2 separate regions of the Homo sapiens genome follow, and region 2 is linked to region 1. A link is an interaction called in ENCODE POLR2A ChIA-PET data of the cell type or tissue named here. Cell type or tissue: A673. All regions are shown on one strand. Links, peaks and the distances in the headings refer to the core of each region. The heading gives the core; the rest is flanking DNA. Region 1 overlaps RGS3 (regulator of G protein signaling 3). Region 2 overlaps FKBP15 (FKBP prolyl isomerase family member 15).

Region 1 (2,908 bases), core at 156-2,655:
AGGGCAGGCATCCCGGGTGCTGGAGCAGCCCTGTCTAGCCTCCTTTCAATGTAGGTGCTGCCTTTTGAATTGCCTGAAGCCCACACTTTTTTTTTTTGGAGACAGAGTCTCCTTCTGTCACCCAGGCTGGAGTGCGATCTTGGCTTGCTGCAACCTCCGCCTCCCAAGTTCAAGCAGTTCTTGTCCCTCAGCCTCCCAAGTAGCTGCGATTACAGGTGTGTGCCATCACACCCAGCAAATTTTTTTTGTACTTTTAGTAGAGATGGGGGTTTTGCCATGTTGGCCAGGCTGTTCTCAAACTCCTGGCCTCAAGTGATCTTCCCGCCTCGGCCTCCCAAAGTGCTGGGATTACAGACATGAGCCACCATGCCTGGCCTCTGAAGGTCATACTCTTAAAAGCTTAGACGAAGAGTCTTAGAACATCTACGGTAATAATAAGAATAACCATTAATGTTTATTATGCCCCGCACTGTTCTGTGTGTATTTCATATGTAATCTAATTTAATCTTTACCACTACTTTTATTTTCCGTTCTGTTCTTTCTTATTGACCTTACCCTTATTTTACACGTGAATAAACTACTGTGCAAAGAGGCTAAGTTACATGGCAAGAAAGTGGTGGGGTTGGGACCTGGAGACCTGGCCTGCTGGCTTCTGTTTGAGGAAACAGCTTGACAGAGAAAAAACCTTGATAGGAAACTTGAGAGATCAGGAAACGTGTCAAAGGGCACACAGCTGGTAACTGCTGGAGCTGGGATTTGAACCCAAGACTAGCTCCAGAGCCTGGGATCAGCCTCCCCTGCAGGACTCTCCTTCATTAGACAGGGTGTCTAGGTCTTAGTGCCATTTTAAGCTTGAATAGCATCAGAAGTATAAATGCTTCAAACTTACCAAACCCCCTTGAAAGTTTAATTATTAAATTTCTTTTGCACGTCTTTAGTTATGTGATTTTTGAATAATCAATTTTTCATTTTCATTTTTGGTTTGAGTCAGCATTTTCCATCTTTGGGAGGATGGAGACCAAAACTTAAAGTGAAACATTTATTATTCGAAAATCACAAAACCATGCACACAACATTAAATAATTAAACTTTAAAATGGTGTTTTTGTAAGTTTATAGGACTTGTACTTCTGAAGTTATTCAGGCTTAAAACTACTAAGATGTTGGGGTCCTGCTGTATATTCATGACTGGATGTCGCCAATGCAGGTGACTGAGGCTGAGAGGCCGGCTGGCAGGAGCCATTCTCTGGGAGGTGCCCTGTACAGGGGGTCTAGGGAAAAGAGGGGCGAACATGAGCAAGAGGCATTTAACTCCTTTCTTGCCAGCAGTTTCACCCAGTGCTGAATTCTGCTGCCTCCTTGGGGACCGGCAAGGCTAAAAATGGTTCTTGGCTAAAAATAGCCAGTCCTGCCACCCCGGTGGTGGGCAGTGCCTCCCCTGGCTCCCTCCTTCCCTTTCAGCAATTTGCTGACTTGTCCCCCACCCCCCACCACTGTCTCCCTGCTGCCATGGTAACGAGGAGGCCAGTCACAAATAGCTGGGACTGGCTTCCTGCCGGGGCGGCCCCAGAGGCTGTCCCTTGCAGACACATGCCCCTTTCACGGCTCCCTCTCAGGGTTGGCCAGAAGGAATTTTTTTTTCCGCTCCCCCTCCTGGTCCCTCCCATTTCCTGGCTCCTCCTGTCTGAGTCCCAGCCCCGGCTTGTGCCTGGGAGTCCAGTCATCAGGCCAGGATTCCAGAGAGCGTGTGTGGCTGCAGCCTGCACCGTTGCTGCCCGCTGCCCAGGACGCGGGGTGGGGGACAGGAGCCAGAGTGGTGCCTCCTACAGACCAATCTGCGGCCCCAAGGTGGGGGGCCCTACAGAGATGCTCCGAGGCATGTACCTCACTCGCAACGGGAACCTGCAGAGGCGACACACGATGAAGGAGTAGGTGCCCTCGACCCAGCTCTCCCGACTCTGGATTTGCAGGGGCGAGTGGGCCAGGCTGAGCAACCCTCTTTTCTGCTTCTGTCCCCAGAGCCAAGGACATGAAGAACAAGCTGGGGATCTTCAGACGGCGGAATGAGTCCCCTGGAGCCCCTCCCGCGGGCAAGGCAGACAAAATGATGAAGTCATTCAAGTAGGTCCTCCCTGGCACCCTGGGACCCTTTGGGGAACTCACTGGCTCCCCGGGGAGTAGGACTGAGTGGTAGGGTTGAGGGGAAGGGGCTTGCCGGCTTGATCCAGCTCTGGGGGAGACAGGCTTTCACAGAGGGAGCTGGGTACCTGGCAAGCAGCTACCCTCACAGGGAGCAGCTGCCCTAGGGGGAAGGCTAGGTGGGGTGGAGATGGGGGCTGGAAGGGACCCTGGCCCCGGGAAAGAGGGTGGGCCTCCTTCCTGGGCGCCCCAGCTGGGCTCAGCTGCAGACTGGGCCCAGGGCAGTAAACAAAGGCCGCCTGGCCCAGCTTCCCCCAAGGTTCCCAAGCCTCTCAGTGCCCTCACTGTGTTTCCTCCCTCACCCCTCAGGCCCACCTCAGAGGAAGCCCTCAAGTGGGGCGAGTCCTTGGAGAAGCTGCTGGTTCACAAATGTAAGTTGGGCCTGCCTGCCCACTCCCTGTGCCCTCTCTCCCTCTCCCCTTCGCCCCCATCCAGACCCTGTGTAGCTGGTGCTAGAGAGGCCGCCTTCCCTCTCCTCGGCCGTCAGGGTGTCCTTGCTGTTGCGGAGGGGCTGAGCCCAAGCTGAGGCCCTTGGTCTGGCCTTGGAGCCAGCTTCTGCCAGCCCCTCCCCGTCCATGTGAGCTGGCACTGCCTGCCGGAGGCCCGTGGGACCTGTGTGCTCAGATCCATATTCCCAGAATAAGAATAAACATTTCTACGTACTGAGGGCTTTCACGGCGCCAAATGTGCCTGCCATCTCATGGGCAGGG
Region 2 (2,908 bases), core at 212-2,711, 380 kb before region 1:
TACTAAAAATACAAAAATTAGCTGGGGGTGGTGGCGCGCACCTGTAGTCCCAGCTACTCATGAGGCTGAAGAGGAAGAATCGCTTGAGCCTGGGAGGCAGAGGTTGCAGTGAGCTGAGATCGCACCACTGCACCCCAGCCTGGGTGATGGAATGAGACTCCGTCTCAAAAAAAACAAAAAAACAACAAAAAAAAGGGACTACAGAGTAACACTAACATTTTCAAATACCATGTTAAGAGTAAATCACATTTATACTCACTATATGAATGTGATGGAAGAGTAGTGAGATAATACTGATGCGGACATGACATGCAAGAACTTATATTTTGAAAGAACTCGTTTGATTTTTTCTGTATTAACACTTTTTTTTCTGATTATAGAGTACAAGTGCATTGTAGGAAACTTAGAAAATACAGAAACACATAAATTAAAATGCAACATTTTTGTGTGTACTTCCAGTTATCTTCTTATAATAAATTCCTTAAAATGGAATTATGGGGTAAAGGAGTATAAAAAATTTAAGGTTTGGTTACATCCTGTCCAACTGTTCCTCAGGCTGGACGAGATGGCTCACACAGGTAATCCCAGCACTTTGGGAAACAGAGGTGGGCAGATCACTTGTGGTCAGGAGTTTGAGACCAGTCTGGCCAACATGGTGAAACCCCATCTCTACTAAAAATACAAAAATTAGCCAGGTATGGTGGGTGCACCTGGAGTCCCAGGTACTTGGGAGGCTGAGGCATGAGAATCACTTGAAACACAGGAGGCAGAGATTGCAATGAGCTGAGATCATGCCACCGCACTCCAGCCTGGGTGACAGAGCGAGACTCCATCTCAAAAAAAAAAAAAAAAAAAAAATTCCCTTGAACAGAGAGGGACTTCTGTATTGCTACTTTATTTATTTGTAAATGCCTAAAGAAAACTGTATAGGCAATCTTGCTTCTATAGCTCCCTGCTAAAAGTGTAATAAACTCATAGTTGCTGTCTTCTGATTTAAATAATCAAGTTAGCCAGGTGCAGTGGCCAGGAGTTCAAGGCCGTAGTGCACTGTGATGGCACCTGTGAATAGCCACTACATTCCAGCCTGGGCAGCAAAGCAAGACTCTGTTTCTAAAATTAAGTACAATAAAAAATAAAAATAAAAAACCAAGTGTTTTCATTGGGTGGGAACTAAGGTTGTTTCTTTTTCTCCCATTAACTCAACCACTTTAACTCTGAAGCACACTGCTGATGAAGAGATGTGCCACAGGAAATATAAAAGCATAGCCTACTAGAAATCTGGCCAGGTTATGAGTTGGAGAATAAGAGAAGCACCTACAGCAAAACTGCCTAAAGTAATAGGTAATATTTAAAGCAGGGATCGGCAAACATTTTCTGTAAAGGGCCTATAGGCTGTGGTATAATATGAAATATGTTTGGTCTTTGTCCTTGGTTCCTGACACACTGCTCCCAAATCCCTTGTAATTTCCTGAGTGATAAGAGTGGTAGGAACATCTTTTGTATAATCCAATTTTAGCCAGCATGATAAGGAAGGAAGTCTTCTCTGCTTTAACCTACACAACAAAAGTAACTTTGAAATGACCAATTGTTTTTTGTTCTGTTTCTGCTTTCTTCAGCACTTTTCTGCCTATAAAGCCAACCTCCTCTGCTCAGCTCATCACAACATTCCATTTTATAGAATGAAGTGTTGCCCAATTCTAGAATCTCAAATAAAAGCCAATTAAGATCTTAAAACTCCATGTGTTATAACTGTATCTTTTGACAATGCTAATGAGGTGACTTAGAGTGGGGCCCTAGAGGGGTGGAGGCTCAGGATGGAGCCTACAGCTAACCTGTCCAGATAAAAGAAGTGAAAAGTAGGTCTTCCTTCTCACCAAAACACTGGACAGTGCCTACTTAGAGTGCCTTGGACAGAGTTTGGGAGAGCGGTGTCCATATGGGGCAGAAGGCCTTGCTTTCGAACCTCTCCATCAGTTCCCAACAAAGCGCACGCTATCTAGCTGCTAGAAATCAGGATCCCAGATCTTAGAGAAGCACTCACCACTGGGGGTGAGCTTAGCCAGACTGGTCAAGGATACACAACCTGGCATGTCACTTTTGGAAGGCTGCTAACCCTTCCATCTAACCTGTTAAGGCACAATCCTAGTGCCAGTTGTGATGGCTTTTTTTTTTTTTTTTTTTGAGACGGAGTCTTGCTCTGTTGCCAGGCTGGAGTGCAGTGGCGTGATCTTGGCTCACTGCAACCTCCGCCTCCCGGCTTCAAGCAATTCTCCTGCCTCAGCCTCCCAAGTAGCTGGGACTACAGGCAAGCGCCACCATGCCCAGCTAATTTTTGTACTTTTAGTAGAGACAGGGTTTCACCATGTTGGCCAGAATCGTCTCGATCTCTTGACCTCGTGATCTGCTCACCTCGGCCTCCCGAAGTGATGGCTAATATTTAGTGTCAACTTGATTGGATTGAAGTACACAAAGTATTGTTCCTGGGTGTGTCTGTGAGGGTGTTGCCAAAGGAGATTAACATCTGAGTCAGTGGACTGGGAAAGGCAAACCCACCCTCAATCTTGTTGGGCACTATCTAATCAACTGCCAGCGTGGCTAGTATAAGGCAGGCAGAAGAAGGTGGAAGGGGCTGACTTGCTGAGTCTTCCGACTTTCATCTTTCTCCTGCGCTGGATGCTTTCTGCCGTCGAACATCAGACTCCAAGTTCTTTGGCTTTTGGACTCTTGGACTTACACTAGCGGTTGGCCAGAGGCTCTCAGGCCTGCAGCCACAGACTGAAGGCTGCACTGTCGGCTTCCCTACTTTTGAGGTTTTGAGACTCGGACTGATCCACTACTGGCTTCCTTGTTCTTCAACTTGCAGACAGCCTATCATGGGGCTTTACCTTGTGATCGTGTGAGTCAGTTC

The links. Peaks named below come from ENCODE experiments on the same cell type or tissue, not always from the same donor. Only the 100,000 strongest peaks of a DNase experiment are listed, where the experiment ranks them.
Region 2: POLR2A ChIA-PET joins it to region 1 with 12 read pairs; 1 of 35 experiments calls an interaction of 5 or more read pairs at or near these places.

The regions. Positions count from the first base shown.
Region 1 is chr9:113,592,412-113,595,319 of GRCh38, forward strand. RGS3 (regulator of G protein signaling 3) reads left to right here. Exons shown (of 23, transcript NM_001394167.1): 20 at 2,019-2,120; 21 at 2,508-2,569. Among named protein-coding and RNA genes, the nearest start is that of RGS3, 130 kb to the left of the region's middle. In A673, for the core only: no CTCF peak of the experiment used is centred there; a DNase peak (open chromatin) is centred at 1,610; H3K4me3 peaks cover 1,566 bases; H3K27ac peaks cover 1,419 bases.
Region 2 is chr9:113,208,171-113,211,078 of GRCh38, forward strand. All of the region lies in intron 2 of FKBP15 (FKBP prolyl isomerase family member 15), which reads right to left. Among named protein-coding and RNA genes, the nearest start is that of FKBP15, 12 kb to the right of the region's middle. In A673, for the core only: no CTCF peak of the experiment used is centred there; a DNase peak (open chromatin) is centred at 1,621; H3K27ac peaks cover 919 bases.